Regions from separate parts of the Mus musculus genome. Here all the other regions are linked to region 1. Evidence: chromatin loops called from intact Hi-C (ENCODE). Cell type or tissue: gastrocnemius. All regions are shown on one strand.

Evidence for each region. A loop is a pair of places that touch in the nucleus more often than their neighbours do. Peaks named below come from ENCODE experiments on the same cell type or tissue, not always from the same donor. Only the 100,000 strongest peaks of a DNase experiment are listed, where the experiment ranks them.
Region 2: it touches region 1 in a loop (3-fold over the local background); 32 of 42 quality-filtered maps call a loop at or near these places.
Region 3: it touches region 1 in a loop (2.0-fold over the local background); 11 of 42 quality-filtered maps call a loop at or near these places.

What each region holds. Positions count from the first base shown.
Region 1 is chr3:152,474,183-152,482,182 of GRCm38, reverse strand. Ak5 (adenylate kinase 5) reads left to right here. Exons shown (of 14, transcript NM_001081277.2): 11 at 482-645; 12 at 3,726-3,842. Among named protein-coding and RNA genes, the nearest start is that of 3110067G11Rik, 11 kb to the left of the region's middle. In gastrocnemius, CTCF peaks have their summits at 4,276 (motif pointing right) and 7,392 (motif pointing left); DNase peaks (open chromatin) are centred at 3,854, 4,292, 7,111, 7,382 and 1 more place; H3K4me3 peaks cover 1,800 bases; H3K27ac peaks cover 1,724 bases.
Region 2 is chr3:152,746,184-152,754,183 of GRCm38, reverse strand. Pigk (phosphatidylinositol glycan anchor biosynthesis, class K) reads right to left here. Exons shown (of 11, transcript NM_025662.5): 9 at 6,411-6,583. It overlaps Gm40181 (a long non-coding RNA gene), which reads left to right. Exons shown (of 2, transcript XR_867777.2): 2 at 1-1,734. Among named protein-coding and RNA genes, the nearest start is that of Gm40181, 5.9 kb to the left of the region's middle. In gastrocnemius, a CTCF peak has its summit at 4,391 (motif pointing right); DNase peaks (open chromatin) are centred at 14 and 718; H3K27ac peaks cover 259 bases.
Region 3 is chr3:152,706,653-152,714,652 of GRCm38, reverse strand. Pigk (phosphatidylinositol glycan anchor biosynthesis, class K) reads right to left here and starts at 553. Exons shown (of 11, transcript NM_025662.5): 1 at 426-553. The coding sequence starts at 518. It overlaps Gm32085 (a long non-coding RNA gene), which reads right to left. Exons shown (of 6, transcript XR_867773.2): 5 at 6,356-6,803; 6 at 4,745-5,218. In gastrocnemius, a CTCF peak has its summit at 4,514; DNase peaks (open chromatin) are centred at 188 and 557; H3K4me3 peaks cover 993 bases; H3K27ac peaks cover 1,004 bases.

The sequences.
Region 1 (8,000 bases):
GTTTCTTTGACACTTTACAAGGCTACTTTCATTTTATTTTATTTTATTTTTATCGGTTTTTAAAAGAGAAAAGGTGGGGGAGGGAAATGGGATGAACAGCTGAAACCCCACTGCTCTCAGCTTCCGCACTTGGCTGCATCGCACTTGGCTACACGGTTTGGGGGGTGGGGTGTGGGGATGGGACAGCTCTGGCCACCTGGGAGCTGGAGAGCAGTGTGGCCTCAGGTAGATTATCACAGCATAGGCTTGGGAGCCTCACTCAGTATTGCAGGGGTAAGAGGGGACAGTGAGTGGTGCAGGGGTGAGGGGGGTCAGTGAGTGAGTCTCTACAGCGCACATGATCAACACATATGAAACATTATCATGAAACCCATTATTTTATACAATGAATATACACCAGAAAAAAATAATAATAATTGTTGCATCCCCCAAAAGGAGACAGTGGACCTGAGATGCATGTCTGATGTGTCTCCTTCCCAAGGTGGCCCTGGCTCTGGCAAAGGCACCCAGTGTGAGAAGCTGGCAGAAAAATATGGCTTCACCCATCTCTCTACTGGTGAGCTCCTGCGCCAGGAACTGACCTCAGAGTCAGAAAGAAGCAAACTGATCCGTGACATCATGGAGCGTGGAGATCTGGTGCCCTCGGTAAGCAGACACCCATCCTGTCTCCCCTGGCAGCCAAGCCACTGGCTACGGTGGCAGGCTGGATCATGGAGACAAAGAAACCCCCAGGATCCAGAGAGAGGTTTGATTTCTCTCCTGGGTTACAGTCCTGAGGCAGGGTGGCCTATGTCAACAACCATCTAACTTCCAAGCTGTTCCTTGGCCAGCCCTTTAGGTGTCAGCCCGGTTCATGTGTTTCCAAAAGGAGCCTCACTTTAGAGAAAGATCTTCAAAGCTTTAGAGTATGGAAAGCTAAAATCCGAAGCCTCCAGGAAACAGACGCCTCGTTGGAGTGGGCATGTGTGATGCTTTGTGCTGACTGTCCACCTGACAGGCTCCAGACTCACTTAGGAGACAGTCCCCTGTGGGAGATTATCTTGACTGGGTTTATTGGTGTGAGAGGACCCAACTTGACTGTGGACGGGACCCTCCTCTGAGTAGGGATTCTTGTTCTAGTCACTCTTCCGTTGCTATGACAAACACCAGAGTCAACAGCAGTTTACAGGTGGGTTCTAGATTGCAGTCCATTACTGAGGAAGCCACGGCAGGAGCTCAAGGCAAGAACTGAAACAGAAGCCAAAGCTGAAGAGGCAGGTCCTCTTCTCAGGTGCTTCTAGGTTTAGGTCAAGTTGGCAAAAAGCAACCAGCACAGTCATGGGCGGCGTATAAGATGGAGAGAGCAAGCTAAGTAGCAGCAAGTATTCACATCTCTCTGCTGATTATGGGTGCATTATTGCTGGAGCGTGCGTGCGTGCGTGCGTGCGTGCGTGTTTCAGGACCAAAGGAGGATGTTAGGTGCCTTCCTCTATTGCTTCCACCTGAGTTTTTGAGATAGGTTCTCTCACTGAACTGCAGCTTCCCCCCCCCCCTTTTTTTTTTTTTTTTGCCCAAGCTGGGTGGTTAGGATGCTCTTGGGACCCACCCACCTGTCTCTGCTTCCCAGTGCTGGGTGTGGCCGCAGACACTTGCTGCTGTGCCCGGCTTTGTAATGTGGATACTGGGAATTTGAATTCAGGTTCTTCTGTTCTCATAGCAAGTGCTCGTAGCCACTGAGCCTTGTCTCCATCCCCCAAAATAAAGATTTTTATCAAGTAGTGCCCATCCGGCACTCACCTTGCTGCCTCCTATGGCTTCTTCCTCGGGTCAGGCTATTGCCGCCTTGGGCTCTCCATGATGGCTTTTTTTTCCCATTTATTTTTTGTTTTATGGGGTTTTTTTATTAGGTATTTATTTCATTTACATTTCCAATGCTATCCCAAAAGTCCCCCACCCGATCCCCCACCCACTCCCCCACCCACCCACTCCCACTTCTTGGCCCTGGCGTTCCCCTATACTGAGGCATATAAAGTTTGCAAGACCAAGGGGCCTCTCTTTCCACTGATGGCCAACTAGGCCATCTACTGATACATATGCAGCTAGAGACATGAGCTCTGGGGTACTGGTTAGTTCATATTGTTGTTCCACCTATAGGGTTGCAGATCCCTTTAACTCCTTGGGTATTTTCTCTAGCTCCTCCATTGGGGGCCCTGTGATCCATCCAATAGCTGACTGTGAGCATCTACTTCTGTGTTTGCTAGGCCCCAGCATAGCCTCACAAGAGACAGCTATATCTGGGTCCTTTCGATAAAATCTTGCTAGTGTATGCAATGGTGTCAGCGTTTGGATGCTGATTATGGGGTGGATCCCTGGATATGGCAGTCTCTACATGGTCCATCCTTTTGTCTCAGCTCCAAACTGTGTCTCTGTGACTCCTTCCATGGGTGTTTTGTTCCCAATTCTAAGAAGGGGCAAAGTGTCCACACTTTGGTCTTCGTTCTTCTTGAGTTTCATGTGTTTAGCAAATTGTATCTTATATCTTGGGTATTCTAAGTTTCTGGGCTAATATCCACTTATCAGTGAGTACATACTGTGTGAGTTCTTTTGTGATTGGGTTACCTCACTCAGGATGATGCCCTCCAGGTCCATCCATTTGCTGGCTCTTTAGCCTGAGTCCTCTCCATCGCCCATTTCTAGTTGACCTTTCTGCCTCCTACAGAGCTCTGCCTAGTCACAACTTAACGGAGCCCCCTCCCCTCTAGAAAACAGCAACCCCCCCCCTACTCTGGCCCTTTGTCCTGCTCTGCCGTGCCTGCTATCCTTAGCTAGAGTATATTCGTTTATCATTGTCTGCCTTCCTCATTAGACTGTGAATTAGATGGAGAGTTAATTCACAATTCTTTAAGGAAGGGTTCTGGCCATGCCTGCGACTTCTGCGTTCCCCAGGCTCCTGCCAAACACTAGAGAAGGAGGTCTCCTCCCACCCCGCCCACAGGCCCCACCCCTAGGGAAGGAGGTCTCCTCCCACCCCGCCCACAGGCCCCTCCCCTAGAGAAGGAGGTCTCCTCCCACCCCGCCCACAGGCCCCTCCCCTAGAGAAGGAGGTCTCCTCCCACCCCGCCCACAGGCCCCTCCCCTAGAGAAGGAGGTCTCCTCCCACCCCGCCCACAGGCCCCTCCCCTAGGGAAGGAGGTCTCTTTTCCTCACACTCCTCCCAAGGCCCCTCCCCACACTGCACTGTTCTTTCCTTACCTTGCACACTTGTTTAATCAATCTTTTTAAAGGCAAAATCGTGTTGGTAGAAAATAGTTCTCTGGTCTAAAAGTTTTCTCAAGTTAGCACATGTCAAGTTTTGCATAATGTTTACTGGGAGAACGCCGCCAGCAGCGTTTCATTTGCTCCTAACCTGCCACGATGCCTGGTCCATCAGCTGCTACTGTGTGGAACAAGACACGTGGAACATGTCTCATGGGGTGTAAGATGCTGAAGTCTTTCTAGTGAGATAACAGCAGAAAGGACAGACCAGAAAGGAAAACCCTCCCGGTGGAACCCAGTACTGACTGAAAGACCTGAAAGACTGAAAGACTCACTGCAGACATGGGGGGGCGGGGGGAGGCAGGTTAGTCCAAGAGATCTGCTATTAATCTTGCCACATCCTCCCCTCCCAGAAGAATGTCTGAGGAGTCACATTTATTGTGATTTGGGGGTGCCGCTAGGCCCCATACTGACCACTCTCTCTGCTGTAGGGTGTCGTTCTGGAGCTGCTGAAGGAGGCCATGGTGGCCAGCCTGGGCAACACCAAGGGCTTCCTGATTGACGGCTACCCCCGGGAAGTGAAGCAAGGGGAAGAGTTTGGACGAAGGGTGAGCTGATGTTAGCAGTGCCCAATCGGGGCACAAGGACAGCACTCAGCTTAGGGGGTACACGCAAAGCCGCCTCTTACCCAGTAACACTGTCCAGATCTTGGCGTTACCAAAAGCGGAAACGTAAACTCTTTTTTTTTCCGAAGACGAAATACAAAACTAGGGCAGGAATGACCGGTCTAGCGAGGAAGCAGCAGCAGTCGGGCTCGGCCGGGTGTGGGGAGCGGAGCCGCCGGTGCCTCTTTGGTTCTCTCCACCTCTGCCTGTTCCTCTCTGTGTTGCTCATTTCTCTTCCTGCTCCAGGCTTCTCTCCTCTCATTTCAATGACCTCGCAGAAAACTAAGTCTGCCTTGGGGTGGCAGAGTGCCCCACAAAAGACCCACTGCTGCTTCCTTCACTTTAACAAGGACTCTGCTAATAGACCCAGCCTACAGGAGCCAGTAGGGGGCAGGCGGCACACCACCAGAGCCACACAGCCTGAGAGAGAAGGGCAGTGGCCCCTGGGCAGGGAATAGAGTTACATAGGCACAGAAGAGGGGAGAGATGCTGCGAGGACAGGATCCAGAATGCTTGCCACCCTCCATAACACTGTGCCATCCCCGACTTTGTGCCCTCCTTAGTGGCTCAGGGCTACCAGCTGTCACAAGAACCAGTAACTACCCACTACTGCAGCTGCCAGACGGTGACCTGCTTGGGCCAGGCCCTATGGTACATACTGTATACCTTGCCTGCAACTCTCCAAGTCTAGGCAAGTGACCATATTTGTTACACTAAGACTGACACCAAACCTCCAAGAAAGTCAGGTGTGCGTGGCTACTGTTTTATTCTGCAGTATTTTCATCTGAATTCTTTGAGTTGATGTTTTTAAAAAGTGGAGTGACCTTTTCAGTGAATAGAGTAAGAGGAATGCCATTCCTGGGGTTTGGAGGGCCAAGCAAGTGCACGGTTGCACCTCTCTGTGCAGGATACCTAATATAGGCGCTTGCAGAAGTTTGCTGTACCCTCGCCCCAACCACACAGCTTTTGGGGTCACCCAGTTCCATCACCTTCTAGCAAGGCCACAGGGATGAAGGCGATAAAACCTTGGGTTTCATCTACCCTTGAGTTTGCTTCATCAAGCTCCCCTCAGGAGTTCCTCCGTTGCCTAGCCCCCACTTTAACTAGAGCCAAGGGGTCTAGAGAGATGGCTCAGTGGTTAAGAACAATAGCTGCTTTCAAAGAGGACCTGAATTTGGTTCCCAGAACCCACAGGGTGCCTCACAACTTCCAGGAACTCTAGATACCAGGTACCCAACTCCCCCTCTGGACTCTGTGGGCACCAGGCACACGTACATGGTGCTCATCATATAAGCAAACAGGCACACACATACACATGCTACATAAAATTAAAAATATATATATTTCTTAATTAGTCAAAAAAAAAAAAAAAAACGCTTCATGATCCAGTCAGCAAAGATGGACGTGCAAGAAGGTAGATGGGGGGGAGGGGGGAAGCCTTGTGACAGATCTGTGTATAAGTGCAAACAATAGCAGAAACAAGCAGACATGCAAGCAGATGACTGTAACTGGCTTCTGAGTGATGCATACCCCTGCAGAGGATGTCACAGCCACCTTTGCTGAGGACAGAGGAACAGCAGTGCAGGCCACGCCCCAGCTTAGATGTTCGGGGTATAGAGGTCTTTTTTAGAATGTTCACTGAGAGATGTAGAGTTTTCTGAGTCTCCCATGCAGTCAAGAACACAATGGATTGTAAATACAGGTGTCTCTTATTCCAGCCCCTCGCTAAGGAAAAGCAATAATAAAACCATAATCCGAGTTCTTCATTATGAAGTTCTCCATAATTCAAACTTCATTTTGTAGCTTTTATTTTTTTTTATTTATTTTTTATTTTTTTTATTATGTATTTTCTTCAATTACATTTCCAATGCTATCCCAAAAGTCCCCGTTTTGTAGCTTTTAAAGCTAGATCTGATGGCAGATCCCAGCATGGATGCCCATGGAGTTACAAACCATGTTAAGCCATGGGAGGCACTCCTGGGGATCCAACCAACAGCCCACTGGCCACACACATCCCAGGACTGCTACAGACATTACGTCACAGTGTCAAAAGGTTTGGTGCCCCTGTCTGTCTGTCTTTCCATGCTGGTGAGCTTACAGTCTGCTGCAGAGGAGCATGCACAAGGCGCTTCCCTCACCTTCCACACAACTCTCCAACATTCCTGACCCATCATGCCTTTCTCCTCTGCCCAGAACCTGGGCAGTGTGGCTCAGTGGTTACTATCAGAATTCCCTGAGTCAGGGTTCAGATGTGGTCTGAGGCCCCATCGGTCCTCACTAGCTGGAAGTGTCTAACTGGTGGCTGGATAGTTTCAGCTCCCCATGTCACTACTGACCCAGTGGCCTTCAAGTGAGATGTCTGTATGTTTGCAAAGTCAGTCTTTTATAAACTGCTAGCAGTGTAACTTCAGGGGATCCCAATGCCAACTGAGCAGGCAAGCAGGAACCACACATGAAGCTTCCAAAGTGGTTGCTTGCCTCAAATTTAAATTGAACAAAGACCGTGCCCACAGAGGAAGACTCTTGACATAAGTGCCATGAAAAAGCTATTTCCTCAAATATTACCGGGCTGGAGGGGGGGAGGGGAGTCCAGGTATGGTGGCCCACACCTCTAATCCCAGCACTCAGGAGGCATGGGCAGGAGGATCTCTGAGACTGAGGCCAGCCTGATCTACAGCATTAGTTCCAGAACAGCCAGGGCTACACAGAGAAACCTTGACTTGGGGCAGGGGGAGGTTTAGGAGGCTGGAGAGATGGCTCAAGGGTTAAGAGGGCTCACTCTCCTTCCAGAGGCCACAGTTCAGTTACTAGCACTTACACCAGACAGCGCACAACCCCTTGTAACTACAGCTCCAGGATATCTGACACCCCCTTCTGGCCTCTGAGAGCATCCAGAGCACATGTGGCATACACAAAAACAAAAATGAAATCTTCTTAAATTTAGGGATTAAATGTTACTATATGATCAAAACACAGTATAAATTTCTCAAAAAAATTCACTTTTTAAGAAAAACCATATTAAGTGATTCAGGTCACTCCCCGATTAATTGCTGTGTGCCAGCTGTGTTCACGGATGCAGGAGAGCAAGGTCAAGCCTTGTGGTCTGCGCTCGAGGAACCGACGTGTCAGGGAGGCCTCTCAGACAGTCAGGCTGTGAAGTATGCTCACACATGATGAAAGATGCAGACATTGGCTCAGTGTCAGACCCCGTTCCTAGCAAGCCCCAAATTGAGTGCTGGCAATCACTCTCAAGCTTTGGGTGTTGACGCAACCTCTGCCTGCTCTTATGTTGGTCCAACTGGTCTTTCAGGGATGGCTCCAGCTTAGATACAAATAACCTCTGTCTATGAGTAAAGGAACCCTTGAGCTTTCTCTTTTTTTGTCCCCATGTGTGGCCTGGAAATGGCTCATGCCGACCAGGCAGACACGTTTTGAGAGAGCTAATAGAACCACCAGTGTCTCTCAAGCTCGCCCTCTGCTGGTGAAGGAGAATTGCTTTCTCCTCCACCCCCACCTAGCTTTCCTGTTCAAGGGTGAGTTACATTCCAGAGGCCAGACTTTAGGGAAGGTCCCCCACTCTGTTCCTTATGCCCTGCGCATCCCTCGGGGAGCATGGGTCAGTGTGTAATCAGCACTTTCTAGAGAAGCATAGCTCTGTGTGGCACGGGCCCAGCATCCTGCTCAACCCCTCGGGCTCTTTCCTCAGAGGGCTGACTGACAAGCTTCTTCTGCCCATGCCCTGAAGATGGCAGGCTGGTGGGGTGGGAGGTGGGGTGGGGGTATGGGGTTGCTTTCTGTTGACCAGGGATGGGGACATGCAGTTAGTACTCCCCAGTGATACCAGGGGCAAAGGGATGTTTCAGTACATTCACCGGGAGCTGGAGAGCTTGAACTCACAGGTGCTCACCATCATCCATTTGTTGGGACATTTCTTAATCTCCTTCTATATGCATGACTTGGGACCAGAAGCAGAGCCCATGAGGCCTGCATACTGAGGTGGGAGTCTCTACTGCGTGCCAAGCAGATCGCCTACACTGCCCTCTTACCCCACCCGGTGACCTCCTCAGGGTCATCATGGAATCTGAGGTGCAGAGATGTTAG
Region 2 (8,000 bases), 270 kb before region 1:
CCAGGCTTAACTGACTGGAAGGAAGCAGTGCCATAATTAACAGACACTCGGTGTGTGAGGGAACAGAGCTAAGGTCCGAGAGGAACCTCAGCCATCTGTGATGAAATCAGACGTTCAACCTCTGAGCAGCCACGACAGATGGCCAGCCATATGTAAGCAGTCACACCATCTTTTGATTGAATATGATTTCAAATTCTAAATTTTGACATTTATTGTTTTAAGAAAAACAAGTTTGCTGTGATATATTTTGCAATGTTAACAAACATTAAGTGGAGTCTGTCTCTCTGCGTGAGTGGTACTGGCCACTTCACTTAAGCATGCTGAGTAAATAAGTCATAGGCTGCACTGCTCACACATGGCTGTCTCGGAGGTCCCAAAGCAATCCCTCATGTGTTTGGGCTCTCCGGAGGTGGCAAAAAAAAACTACTAAAGCACTTACAAGATAATCAGTGCATTCTGAAACTATAGTAAGAATTTTATGTTGACAAATTATAAGATGGATAGCTTCCTTATTAGTTGTGCGCCTTTATAAACCGAATAATCACCTAATTTCTCAAGTTCTATTTTAATAGAATCTGAGATGAATAGCATGGCAAACTGTAGCAAACTGTCATAAGATAATAACCAGATGGTCAAGTAAGATGCCGAGGGTAACAGGACTATGGTTGTCACACCCACTCCAGTGGAGTCTGCATGACAAGTCCAAAAGCTTGGCCATAGTCCTGAGGCAAAAAGTTTCATGGAAACTGGTCTCCTGGAGTTCTTGACATCTAGGAACACAGATGTGGCCCAGATTTGTCCTTGTGATAGTTGGTGGAGGGTTTTGCGTGGGTTTTTGGGGGTTTTTTTGTTTGTTTGTTTTTTGGGTTTTTTTTTTTTTGGTATTGTTTTATTATATAGGTGTCCCCAAGAAATAATGTAACAAATAGCCATGTTAGATTGAACATTGTTTTGGGGGTTTTTTTGTTTTTGTTATTTTTTTGTTTTTTGTTTTTTGTTTTTTTTTTTTTTTTGCCTCCACTGGTGTCCCAACATCTTAGTTAATCGTTAAGCCAATCCTGGGCTTGGAATTTAATAAGAATGTTGCTTATTTAGATGAAATGTCTCTAGTGTTGAAAGAGAGATAGTGAAAGAAATCTCAGGGCAAGTAAACTTAGAATTCTCATTACAGTCAGGTATGGCAGACTACATTACATAATAGAAGAAAGTTGGTGGGCTCCTCTGATAAATGGAGGTTCCCTACAGATAGTTAGAATTATAGCTAAGTCACTCCCATATGTAAGAATTTACAATGGTCTAGAAAGAAGGTGGGCTGTGGTTTAAGGAGGAACTAGAGTATTGTATTATTTATAAAAAGGGTAGTAAAAACAGAACCCCCCTGGTACATGCTTTTACTAGGCCCAGAGGAATAACATAATTAGGTGCTTACTAAGGGACCCCTGGTGGTGAGTTATACAATAGACTAGAACTGGCTAGGGTGTGAAGCCCTCGAACCTGGCTCCTAAAAGTAGCTAACTTTAGATAGGGCTGATTATCTCCCTTGTAAACACTGCCTGGTTCCTGCCAGTTTTTATGTATGTATTTCCTCTGTTTTGTGTAAAGAGTCATTATACATCAGAGGACCTCAATGTATCTTGTCTGGTGTATTGCCTAACTTCTATGTTTTCTTCTATAATAACTATATAAGTCTGATGCTCACTTTGAGAAATTACACTCAGATTCAGCACTCTCTTATGTTCTTGCCTGTTTGTCACTTGCTGACTCCTTGCCCACCTGAGTACCAGAACCCCGATTCTCCCCCAAGTTGAGGGACCCCAACTGGGTCTGCCTGCAGCATATGGTGATGCAAATACATTAACCACTCTGAATTACAACAGTATGCAAAAGCTGGGGACTGCAACACATCACTCACCCTGTGCCTCAGGCTTCCCAGGATTCCCCACTTACAACAAGCAGTACTCAGGGGAATAGTGGAACCGTAGATTTCACAATATTCATGATGAATTTTAGCCAGTGCTCAGATGTCTCCATGAAATACATGCCCTAGCTCCTGATCTAATTCCTAGTAAACACACACTCGCTGGAATGCTTGTGGTGACTTACATGCACTGCCGTCCTTCCATCAGCAGTGAAATCAAGCTGTCAGTACCCAGTCAAAAGAGACATCTGCTGGAGTTTCTGATGGGGCTCTGTTCAGCACTGCATTGGCAAAGTCAATATGATCCCCCAGAAAGGGATTAGAAAAATACTGTAAACCAACACGCCAAAGGTAACTAATCAAATAACTGCCGGGTTATGTTCACAGATTATACAAACCAATGTCACTAGCCATAGTCCCCAAACTAACAGAGTCAAGCCAATCTCAATCAAAATCCCAGTGGGCTTTCTTTAGAAAACTAACAAGCTGACTTGGGCAAAATGAACTCCCAACCTCACACCATACTCAACCACGGCCCAGCAGCATACTCCAAAATTAACTGAAAGTAGAGCAGCCATTCAACCATAAAACCTGAAACCATAAACATCTAGAAGCCTCTGAGACTTCAGGTGAAGCAAAGAATGACTTCCAGAGGACACTAAACACGGAGCAAGTTGACCAACCAGCAGTGAGCCTCTAAAATGGAAGGGGAACCAAAGGCTGAAGAAAATAATTTGGGATTCACGTATCTGAAGAACTTGTATCCAGAACATACAGTGACCTGCCATCATTTAATGAGAAAACAAATCAATGTTTTGAAAATGAGCAAAAGCCTTCAAAAGCTCCTTTACGAGTATGAATGGCCAGTGAGTAAGACTACAGGCAGCATCTTTAGTTACTGAACTGCACACGAAAGCTGCCATGAGCTCTTACTCCCAGAATGCCTAGGGACACTCTGAGTGAGCAAGTGGGGATGAGGAGCGAGCATCTGGTACTACAAAGGGACGGCCACTCGGGGAAACAGCTCACAAGGCTCTGAGCCTGCACTTCCACACTCAGATATTTACTCACATAAAAGAAATGTTAACGTTTGTGTGCAAATACTCATTGCATTTTATTTTAAATGATTCCCAAAATCTGCGATGGGGGGAAATGGCCTCCGTTAGTGAAGGGACAATTTGTAGGCTAAGCAGCCAAAGTCTACTTCTGAGGCATAAGGTGCTGCTGAGACATCAACACCAATGCACACGTACTACACAAGAGACAGAGGTCACATTCACAGAGCGCTACAGCCCATGCTCCACGTACATGCTGGTCTACAGAAGGCAAACCCTGGACCCAGGAAACAGTCAGGGCATCTGAGCACACAAAGTCCTTAGCATGACAGATTGAAATGGTTGCTCAGTTGTATATATTTGTCAGAGTACTGAAATGCACATTAAAAGGCATTCTATTAAAGAAATTATCCTTTATTTAAAAATATTTTTATTCTTTGAAGGTTTCATACAATGTATCTTTTGTTGTTTTGTTTTGTTTGTTTTTGTTTTTTCAAGACAGGGCTTCTGTGTAGAGCTCTGGCTGTCCTGGAACCCACTCTGTACACCAATGTGGCCTTAAACTCAGAAATCTGCCTGTCTCTGCCTCCTGAATGTTGGGATTGATGGAACGTGCCACCACTGCTCAACTTTAATGTATCTTTTTAATGAAAAACTATAGCTAGGGTCAACATACATGAATTTCACTAATAAAATAATAGCACAAGAGGTATAAAACATAATTAATTGTCGGGAGGAATTAACCGAGTCAAGGAGCCGTCTGTCCTCTTCTGTTCCCTGTGGCTCCATGAGGTCACCTCAGCATGCCTAAGTCCCAGGACACACATGAGAACTCTGCTTCCTAGAGCTGCTTCAGTTAGAGTTACATACTAATGATTTCATTCTATGTGACTAAGATACTAAGTGCTAAGTCACTGCACAAAAATATAAAACAGCCAATCCAAACCAATATACTGCATTGTGTCCATTGTGTGAGAATGTATTTTAAAAGATGTAACTAGTATTTTTAGTAACACTGTATTAATACTGCTGGTCTAAGATCTGAAACAATAACACTGAATCCACAACTACCGTCACAAAATGTGTTTTTGTGATTTCTGCTTCTTGGTAGATAAACTTTCCTCTACATAAACTGTGATTCATATCTGCATGTGAACAGCAGCTGCACACATGAGATAATGCCTGTAAAAGTGCCTAGAGCAAGACAGAAATGAAATTCTCATGATAACTGAATGAAGGAGACAGCAATGCTTCTGAGAGCGATCTCAGCATATTGCACAGAATATCTAACTCTTGGGTGCAGTCTTCCTACATGAACCTTTAAACAGTTAGTGGAACACCAGTGCACAAAATTATAATAATATCACCAGGTAAATGACAAGATCCTAAATAAAATTTATTTGCAAGCACTAGAGGGCGCTCTAAGACAACAGACCTTAGTATGCAGCTGTAAAACTTAATTTTATTCTCAAATATAAACTGAGACAATTGTCAGCACTAAGAATTTTGCTTTCAAACAAATACATAAAGAAAACTGAAGCATCAGAGCCCCATTCTTCCAGAGTGTATAGCAGCACTTACTCCAAGGTCACTACAGCCTCCTCAGCCTCCTCATGATACACACAGCTCAGTCTCCTCTGAGATAAGAGCTAAAATCTAACAACGCCCTTGTCTCTAATAAACAGTAAATCCATGTTCAGGTGGCTAAAGGGGAGCAAACGGCCTTTAAGGCTTAAAGTCAAGGGAACTTATAAAGCGAGTCTGATAGGAGATTAAGGCTAAACGTCCTGAATCCTAGTCCAGGTTACTAACGTCCTACAGCACAGGCTGGCAACTTTTACAAGGGTAATGTTGAAGCTGCTGGGTCGGCCTCCTTTTCCTTTTCTATTTTTTACTGCTTTTTTTTTAGATATTTTCTTTATTTACATTTCAAATGCTATCCCGAAAGTTCCCTGTTACCCTCCCCCTGCCCTGCTCCCCTACCCACCCACTCCCACTTCCTGGCCCTGGCATTCCCCTGTACTGAGGCACATAGTTTATAAGACCTAGGGGCCTCTCTTCCCAGTGATGGCCGACTAGGTCATCTTTTGATACATATGCAGCTAGAGTCAAGAGCTCTGGGGTACTGGTTTGTTCATATTGTTGTGCCACCTATAGGGTTGCAGACCCCTTCAGCTCCTTGGGTACTTTCTCTAACTCCTTCATTGGGGGTCTCGTGTTCCATCCAATAGATGACTGTGAGCATCCACTTCTGTATTTGCCAGGCACTGGCATAGCCTCACAAGAGACAGCTATATCAGGGTCCTTTCAGCAAAATCTTGCTGGCATATGCAATAGTGTCTGCATTTGGTGGCTCATTATGGGATGGATACCCGGGTGGGGCAGTCTCTGGATGGCTTTTTACTGTTTTATATATTCACTTTACATCCTGCTCATTGAACCCCTCTTAGTCACCCCCTCCCACAATCCTCCCCACCTCCTTCCCTTCTCCTCTGAGTGGGTGGGGCCTCCCTGGGTCACATCAAGTCTCTGTGAGGCGAGGCGCATCATCTCCCACTGAGGCCAGACAAGGCAGCCCAGCTAGAGAACATATCCCACACACGGGCAACAGCTTAAGATATGAAGCTATTGTTTTAAAAATGAAATGAAATTCAAATTTCTATTGCTCTTATCTGCTGCCTTCATAGTTTTATAGGCCGACAGCCATAGGAAATTGGAAAAGAAGAGAAAAGAAAGGAAAGGAAAAGGAAAGAACAAATAAAATAAGGCTTTGAATTGTAAAACAAGAAATGTGATCCTGCCACCGAAGCCTTCACAGGGAAATCCTTCCTGGCATTTTAATTTACTTCTCTTAATTCAGTACTGCAACTATATATCCATCCCATCATGCACGCTGCCACGGGTGATCCAGAAAGGTGTTCTGGAGTTTGAGCAGCCCAGGTTTCAGGCAGTGCTAGAGATACATGCTAGAAATGCACTGCTATAGCTCCCACAGAAGTACCTGGTAACTGAACCACTATTTAATCTCAATGAGGCTTTTTTTTTCCTTTCAAAAGTAATTACAAAAAAAAAAAAAAAGCATTATAAATGTTTCAAACCCCCATCTTCCGCCAATTTCCCTCAGTCTCTCTCACAAATGCACAAGCATACCACTGCCCTACACAGTGACCTCGCCTCTCCTGCCAGCTCTAACCAATTACCAAGTCCCAACAGCAAAACAGGGTTGAATGGCAGACTGTTGTGGAGAGCTCAAGACTCCTTAGTACATCAAAATCCAATCGTGACCGCAGTCCCAGCCACATTTACAGCTTCTGTCCATGAACTGAAAAGCCTGTGGCGTGTGAAGACGGTGGAGAAACACAACTACTTACCAACACCATCCTCAGCCCTTAGAACCTGCTCTAAAAATTCTATCCAAATAATAACTACGATGATACCTGCTGTCCACGACTTGTGAATCCCACTGCAAACTGATCTTCTCTGTTGTGATTTCCACCTTGCGCACACTTCCGAAGAAATCGGTGATCAGGACATTTTTTGGATCTCGCTGGAAAAGGTCAGTGCGATGTCCAGGGGTCGACACACAGAGACTTTTGGGACACACTTGAAACTGAAAATAGCAACAACAACAACAGTATAATAGTGACAAGCACACATACACGCAGCTCTTAAATCCAGTAAAACAATGCACTAGACTAGAGGAATTTTAAAGTCTGCTAACCTAAAGATAAGGTACTGGCTCTAAAGACTAGCATTTCGGTTCTACTGTGGTACCTGACATTCTAAGGAAGCCACAGACATGAGAAGTATGATATGAGGAACCTGGCCAGACTCGTCTAAGGTTTGACTCTAACTTGACAGTCAGGTAAACTGCGCCACAGTAGTCCAATATGTAAAAAAGCCCCGTGGGACTCCAGGAAGGTCAATGTGACCCACAGCACACCTCTTGCTGTTTCAATGAAACTATGTGCCTCACTATATGCCAACTGACTCAGTTTAACCACTTTAACCATGGTGAAAATGAACCAAAGTCACAGATGTCACAGTAAAGTCTGTGTTACTTTTCCTGTGACATTGGACACTAGTGAATTCCAAGGACAGAATATTCTCACTCACTGTGAAAAGCAGGAGTGTTTACTTAAAGTTCACACGGTCCCTGCCTAAAGAGGACCTGAGGTGCAGACTTTGTAAAACAGGGAACAACTGTCACCAATGGCACAGTGCACCTGTGACGACCAGCTCTTCTAACTTTGCTCCTATAGAGCCCAACACAGTCCTGTGACTACAATCCCTTGGGCAAACTTTACTCTGCTTCTCTAGCCAATAGAAGGCAAGTATGATTACGACTTAGAAGCATATCAAATCGCTTTACCTATAAATAATTACTGATCAGTCTTTTCGTTTCTTTTTGGAGGGAAGGGTTGTTCTTTAAACAGGATCTCTCTACATGGCCCTCCGTAGACCAAGCTGATCTCAAATTCACAGAGATTCACCTGCCTCCATCTCATTAGTCTTGGGATTAAGGGTGTATGCCACCATGCCTGGCACTTATAGATTATTCTTATTGAAAGACAGTAAAATAATCATCACTGAATTTTCAAATGTAAGCAAGAAACCAAGATATTGATTAGGTATGTGAGTGGATGGCTGGATGGCTGGATAAATAGATTAGATGATAGATAGATTATATGTATATAATATATACTGTAATCAATTACTTACTTCTCATGCAATTTCAATGGGAAAAGTATTTTTAAATTCATTAGACATCAAGGAGCAATACATATTTTACACTTTTGAGGTGGCATGCCATGCATTCCAAACACTGAGAATCAACTTGTAAAATAAAGCTCTGTAACCCCAGTGGTGCATTTTATTTAGGCTCAGGGTAAATGTGTGTCACATTCCTATGTGAGATGAACGGCCACAGGGCTGCTGTGCTTAGGAGAACACCCTTAGCATCCCTCTCCAGTTCTGTGACCCACAGCAGAAGGTCTCGGGGGAAGCATGGTTTCATAAGGGAGAAA
Region 3 (8,000 bases), 230 kb before region 1:
GCTGACGCCCGGGCAAGCAGGTCTAAAAAATAATGCTAGAAATCCAAGTCGCGTCGCTGGGGAAATCGCTGGTAACAGCATCGTAAAGAAACCAGACGTCCTGCAGCCTCAGGGAGGAGGAGGTCAGGGCGGAGGAGCAAAACACCAAAGCCATGACAGTCCCCACGCGTGCCCTGCCTGTCACAGGAGCAGAGGACCGGGTCCTCCTCCCTCGTCACCGCTGGCTTCGCACTCTTAACAGGGCGTTCTAAAAGGCTGTGTCCGGTCCCTGTCCTCAGGACGGACGGTCCTGAATCCCACAACACAGCCCGGGGAGGGAAGACGCTGCAGGCGGCTGCCCTCAGGGGCCGTGCGTCCTGCACCTGAGGCGCTCACAGTCACACGGTCCTCCCTGGGGTCGGTCCTCAACAGACACCGATGCCTACCTCGATGTGTCCAGCGGCAGAGCTGCCGAGAGACAAGAGCGCCAAGGCGGCCAGGGTAGCCACCCGCAGAGTGAGGAAGCAGGGGGCCGCCATGTTTGCCGGCTTCTCACGCCCCGAAGAGCAAAGGGGCGGGGCGAGTGCCGTAAAGCAGCGCTGCCGCTGCCGTGCACGGGGGGGTGTGGTTTGGTTTGTTCTTCCCATGGTAGTGGCCTTGAGTTGTTTTAGTTTTTGTTTTGTTTTGTTGCTTCATTTTGTTGTTTTGTTTTGTTTGCCACCGCATACACCTTCCTCCATTCAGGTTCTGGAGTGGCCGGGGCAACCTAATTGGAGAATTACTTACTCAGCTATGTTTCTAGGTTTGTTTTGTAAAATAGACACAATATTTAAGGAGGAAATTTTAAAAAGATAATTTGGGGATCCACAATATTTGATGTTTCCCTTTGGTGTGGTGCTATCAGTTAGTTGGCTATGTGGTCCAAGATTTCTAAATCTTAAAGGACGACAAAATGGAAATATGATCACTGGGGTTTAATGACTGCCAACCTACAGGGGAAAAAAAATGGGTTCAGTGAAGGATGTTGCTTCAAGAGATCAAGTCAGAAAGAGGTGGCACCCAACACCTGCTTCTGGCTTCCATAAGTGGGCCTGTAAACACACACACACACACACACACACACGTACACACACGTACACACACGTACACACAGACACCATACAGAAGGGAAAAAATATACAGTATTTCTGGTCATTCTGTTTTCTAATTTTGAAAAAAATTTTTGTTGTAACACTATTACTCATCCATTTTAATTATTCTTTGAATATTTCTTTTAATTTTTTTTGAGACAAGGTCTCATTATGAAGCCCTGCCTGACCTAAAGCTACCTTGAACTCACAGAGAGACCTGCCTACCACTGTCTCCCACGTGCTGACATTAAAAGCACGTGCTACCATGGCCAGTTTTGCTTGAAAGTGTTTTGTGTCCTTTTTGTTTCACACACACACACACACAAAACAACTTTAGTTTTTGGATTTTATGTAACGTGTATGGATATTTTTCCTACATATATGCCTAAGCACAATGTGTGTGCATTGCCTGCAGAGGTCAGAAGTGGACATCAGATCCTCTGGAACCAGAGATGGTTGTTAAATCACCACGTGGGTTCTGAAAACTAAACCCAGGACCTTTGCAAGAGCAGCCAGTACTCTTAACCACTGAGCTATCTCTTCACTCCCCACAAAAGCCCTTTTTTTTTAATTGGATATTTTATTTACATTTTTAATGTTATCCTCTTTCCATGTTTCCCCTCTGGAAACCCTCTATCCCATCACCCCTCCCACTGCTTCTACTACAACAGACTGACCTACACTGACAGCATTTCCCTACACTGAGTCATCTAGCCTTCACAGGACCAAGGGCCTCGTCTCCCACTGATGCCCAACAAAATTATCCTCTGCTGCATATGCAGCTGGAGCCATGGGTCGCTCCATGTGCACTCTTTGATTGGTGGTTTAGTCCCTGGGAGCTTTGGGGGGTCTGGTTGGTTGATATTGTTGTTCTTCCTACAGGTTGCAAACCCCTTCAGCTCCTTCAGTCCTTTCTCTAACTCCTCCATTGGGGTCCCCATGATGAGTCCAATGGTTGGCTGCAAACACCCACCTCTGTATTTGTCAGGCTCTGGCAGTGCCTCTCAGGAGACAGTTATATCAGGCTCCTGTCAACAAGCACTTCTTGGCATCCACAGTAGTGTCTGGGTTTGGTGACTGTATATGAGATGGATCCACAGTAACCCTCCAAAATCTCTGAGGAGAAACCTGCTCAGCAGGTTCTTCTTGAAATTCATGTAAATGAAGCATTCCCAGGCTTACCCCCCCACCAATAACATTTACCCACCTTGTAAGTCCCCACACACTCCCCAAGATCTATACAGCCCCGTATAAAGTTGAACTGTCTCACTGAAGTTGATCCCAGAAGTCAATGCATTGGTATTCTTAGCTTTCTGAACCCTGGTCCCCCACTTCTGCTCCCTTTTTCCACGAGGGCCAGTGGCGAACAGCCTCCAAGGAGAAGAGAAAGTCACAGTGAAGCTGAGGACAAACAGAAAAGCTGTCAGGACAAACACAGCAACCTGTGTGCACACTCCAGAGCAGAAAGAAGTTTAGATTAACAGAGGAATGGTGAGGGTTACATTGGACTTGCAGTTCAGAGAACACAATACAGGCTGTTATGAAGGAGGCTATCTTGGTAAGTAGATGTCCCCTGTCCTTGGGGCTTTGAGGGTTCAGGGATGAGTTTTGATGTGTATCCTACGGGCCTGAAAAGCTTCAGAGTGGGGTGATCATACCAGTCCCATTCAGGAGAATGTGCTGAATAGAGAGCATTTGGAAAACTGCTACGACAGTCAACCGTGGCTTAGAGCAGTGTTAAGAGTTTAGGAAAAACGTATGGATACTTCATTCCTCCTTAGAACAGGGAACAAAATACCCATGAAGGGAGTTACAGAGACAAAGTTTGGAGCTAAGACAAAAGGATGGACCATCCAGAGACTACCCCACCCGGGGATCCATCCCATAATCAGCCACCAAACCCAGACACTATTGCATATGCCAGAAAGATTTTGCTGAAGGGACCCTGATATAGCTGTCTCATATGAGGCTATGCCAGTGCCTGGCAAATACAGAAGTGGATGCTCACAGTCATCTATAGGATGGAACACAGGTGCCCCAATGGAGAAGCTAGAGAGAGCACCCAAGGAGCTGAAGGGGTCTGCAACCCTATAGGTGAAACAACAATATGAACTAACCAGTACCCCCCGCCCCCAGCTCTGTCTCTAGCTGCATATGTAACAGAAGATGGACTAGTCAGCCATCATTGGGAAGAGAGGCCCCTTGGTATTACAAACTTTATATGCCCCAGTACAGGGGAATGCCAGGGCCAAGAAGTGGGAGTAGGTGGGTAGGGGAGCAGGGCAGGGGAGGGTATAGGGAACTTTCGGGATAACATTTGAAATGTAAATAAAGAAAATATCTGATAAAAAAAAAAAAAAGAAAAAAAAAGAGTTTAGGAAAAATGACAAAAAGCAAGAGGGGCTTTGAAGTAAGTAGCAACCAAAAGAACATAGTGATGACTTATATCTTGGAAGAAGAGACAGATCACTTCTAGAAAAGCACACCTGAGTACATTCATTTGTATGTATGCAATTGTATGTGTGTGTGTGCAAGAAGTACATGTGCACATGTATGCATTTGTGTATGGAGACCAGAGGACAACCTCGGTGTCATTCCTCAGGAGCCTCCTTGTTTTGTGAGACAGGGTCTCTCATTGGCTTGAAGCTCAATGATTTAGGGAGGCTGACTGGTGAGCCCCAGCAGCCTGTAACCCACACATTGAGACTGCAAGCATGCCACCACACTTGGCTTTTTTATGTAGGTTCCGGGGACTAAGCTTGGATCAAGAGAAGACCAGCTATTCAAAAGACCTTTTGGATATCTACTCTATCCCAATGAATACATCATACTACCATTCTTTCAAGCACAGAGACCACATGAAGTAGAGTGGGTAAAGTCTGGGGTAAATGTTTACCTGAAGCAACTTGGAAGACAAATGCACATACATCTATTAAAAATACTTTTGTGACTACCACATAAATGTTAGAAAATAATGTGTGTGGAAAAGATGAGTTTAATCTGGGCCAATCACAATCTCTGAGATTCCTCCAATGTGCTTTGCACCCTATAGTTTAATTGCCACAGGAAAATTTATTTGCTATGACAACCAAAGTCCAAAGTATTTGGCTAAATCATGTCATATCTAACAGCTAACATATTTCTTTGAGCAGGGTTAAATTTACTAAAGGGAAATTGTATGAATAGAATAAGATGCGAACAGAAAAGGATAATTAAAGCAGACCTGGGTTCCAGTGCATCTGCACCAGTTTCAGTCTAATTTTGATACTGTGTCACCTTCAGCTCCATTTGGCTTGACTTGAAATGCCTTTCTTCCATCTGTTCAGTGAACTGATAACAACAATGTTTTGTTGTTCTGCCACAGTCCACTTCCACCTATGACCTGCTAATTAGCTGCAGACTGGCCTCTAGTGCCAAAGGAGAGCAACTGCCCTTCAGTGTCTCCTGTTTGAAAACCTTGTGCTGCTATTAAAATGCCATCATGACCTGGACATAAAGTCATGTCAAACTCTTTAGCAATCGGAAGGTTGTTAAAATCCTCTCATGTCAACCCAGAAGCCTCTAGTTATCTTCACACGAAGCTGACTGACGGGAGATTCAGTTCTTCTTGAACTGAGAGATCCCTACAAATGCAATGTGTTTTTCTTAATTGTTTTTTTATTTCACTGTACATTTTTTTATTTATTAAATGTCCTTTGCAAGTCTCAGAAATCTTGGGAACATTTAATAGTTACTTTGATTACAGCATGTCCTGTAAACTGTAAGGCATCCTGAATGACTCTTCTGGGGAGGGGGTTTCAAATGAGAAATGTCCCCGCAAAGCTCAGATATTTGAACACTTGATCTCCAGTTGGTGGTGGTGTCTGGGGAGGTTCAGCATTGCTGGAGGAAGCACGTCCCTTGGTGGGGAGAGCTTTGACAGCTTATGACCTTGCCCGACATGTAGTTTCTCTCTGAGTTTGTGTGTGGTTCTAGATGACTACAGCCATGCCTTTCTGATGTTACAGACTTTCCCCGGGAAACTTAAGCCATCTTCTTTCTATAAGTCGCCTTGGTAATAGTGTTTTTATAACAGCAGTGCAAAGTGACTATCCAGCCATAGGAGGATCCTGGGGAGAAGAGACAGAGGAATGAGTATTCTTTGTAGAAATTTACCGTAAGGACGTCATAGCAAGCAGGACAATGGCTCCATGCAGATATGGACGGATCCTGTAAACCCGAGAACATGTTGCTTCACATGAAAGATTTTAAGATGTGATTAAACTTAGCATTTTGAGAAAGGGGAATTCTACTGAATTATTGAGAGAATTCAGATCATAGGGCATCCTTAAAGATGAGGCAATGGGCTACGGAAGAGATGCAAAGACAGAAGCAGTGGCCAGAGTGAAGGCCAAGAGCCAAGGGTTGGGAGAGAGTCCTGGAAGAAGGACGTGGATTCTCCCAAAGCCTCCAGAAGTAGGGCAGCCACCCTATCGAATTCAGACTTTTAACCGCAGAGCTATAAGCCAGGACATTTGCTTCAGACCACCGGGCCATCGCACCCTGGCTACTTGGTGATTTTTTTTTCATGGCATGGTTAATGGGTGTTAATAGGCCTAGCTATCTTCTGTTTTTGTTTTGTTTTTGTTTTCCTAGAGATGATAGCCAGTAACTGTAAGAATCATAAATGTGACTAAAGAGGTGACTTGGTGGGTAAAAGTGTTTGTCAAGCAAACCTGATGATGCCACTCCATAGAACTCACAGTGAAAGGAGAGAACTGAGTCATGAAAGCTGTCATCAAACTTGCGCGTGCACATCATGTCAGGTGTGCACCAGAACACACATACACACACACACACACACACACACACTCATGCCAGTTCTATCACCACCACCACCATCATCGTCAACAATAATAATATTAACAAATGTAAATTTAAAAAAACAAACCATTGCTGCACATTTAATATGGAGGTGGTTTCTCTTCTATCCTCACCGAAGGTGCAGTCCCAGTGAGGTTGCACACTCTCACACCTGTCACATCCTACAGGTATTTCTGTTATAATGCCTATGATAGTAAGACTGAAGGCCTCGACGCCAAGGGCATCAAACATCTTCTTCACCTTGAATTCTCAATGCCCACAAAAATGCCGCATGCAAGCATGTGTTGGATAACTCAGTGATGAATGTGTTTCAAAGAGATCAAAGACTGATCTCCTGAGAATGATACCAGGGGAGTGCAAGGGAAGGCACTTAGAGCCCTTACTCTGTAGCATCCTTCCGGCAACAGCTGCTTTGTACATGAAATTTGAGGAAAATTCCATTACTGATCCATTTGTGCAGATTTCAAAACAGTTCTCGTCCTTTGTTCTTCTTGTGGTCCTTAATTTTGAACCTATAAAAACAGAACCTCGGCCTGTGTAGATGCTCTTATTCTCCTGAAGGTCACTCTCCTGAAGGTCACTGGCAAGACTATTTCATAAGCTTTTTGGTGGATGGATTATCAAAGGTCACAAATTTGTTCCCTAATGTACGCCCCAGGCAAGGAGGCTATTTAACCATCATTTTACTTTACAGCTTTTCTGTCTGAATTTATTATCTTAACTCTCTCCATCTCCTTCAGTTGCTGTACTACAATTCAAGAGAAAATGTCTCATCATCAAACTGGATCTTCCCGAATCAAGAGGCGAGTAGAAACGTCTGGCGTTGTGCAGCTGTGGGTTTCAGGAACAAAGGGAGAGAGCGAGATGTCAGCTATTTCTCTTTTAAAAGTTCAAAATGCCATTTTCTGATGAAAATGACATATTCGCTCTGTAGAGGTTCTACTTCCTGCCCTTGCCCTGCAGTTGTGTCCGTCCTCCAGCTCTGAGCTGGGTTAGCCTGCCCTAGCTCGTGGTCATGTCACCTCATTGCATCCTTTACTCATTCTGCCATTGCATAATTAATTAATAACTTGTGCAATTGTCTGAGTAACAGCTGCCTTCTCTGCTAAACACAGAAGTTCCATGAGGGCAGCGAGTCTATCTATCTCTCCCTGTGTTCCTGGTTCTCAAACATTCTTTGCCCAGAAGGGATGACTAATGAATAGCCTGGGTGAATGAGAATAGAAGGCCTACATTCCCTGTGTGCAAACAGAAAAGAACACACTAACAAAGTTCATTTCTAATGTTAGAGACATTACTCTATGCACAATTTTCTGGTTTTCTCTCTTAATAGTGTCTACAGTGTTTCAATGATTTTATTTTTAAATGTCTTTTATTATTTATTGCATTTATTTATGTGGATGGGTGCCATGGCCTACAAGTGGAGGTCAGAGGACAACTCTCGGGAGTTGGCTCTCAATTCCCACCGTGTACACAGAACTGAACACAGAACCTGAACACAGGCTGCCAAGCAATTCAACCACAGAAACAGCTCACCAGTCCTTCCTTTTAGTTAAGGTCACTGGTTGTCTCAGTCATTGTTCTATTTCTATGAAAAGACATCATGATCAATGTAACTCTTGGGAAAGAAAGCACCTAATTGGGGCTGGCTTATGCTTTCAGAGGTTTAGTTCATTATCATAATGACAGGGAGCATGGCAGCACATGGTGCTGGAGCAGTAGCTGAGAGCTACATCCTGATCTTCAGAGAGAGAGAGAGAGAGAGAGAGAGAGAGAGAGAGAGAGAGAGAGGTAGAGTGGCCATGGACTTTTGAAGCCTCAAAGCCCACCGCAGTGACATACTTTCTCCAACAAAGTATTTCCTAATCCATATAATCCTTTCAAGTTTTTAAATAATGCCACGTCCTGGTAACTAAGCATTCCAATACTATGAGCCTATGGGGCTCATGTGTAATCAAACTACCACACTATTTGGACACAATACTAGCAGGCACAAAAATGGGTTTAAACCCCAACACTGACAAAACT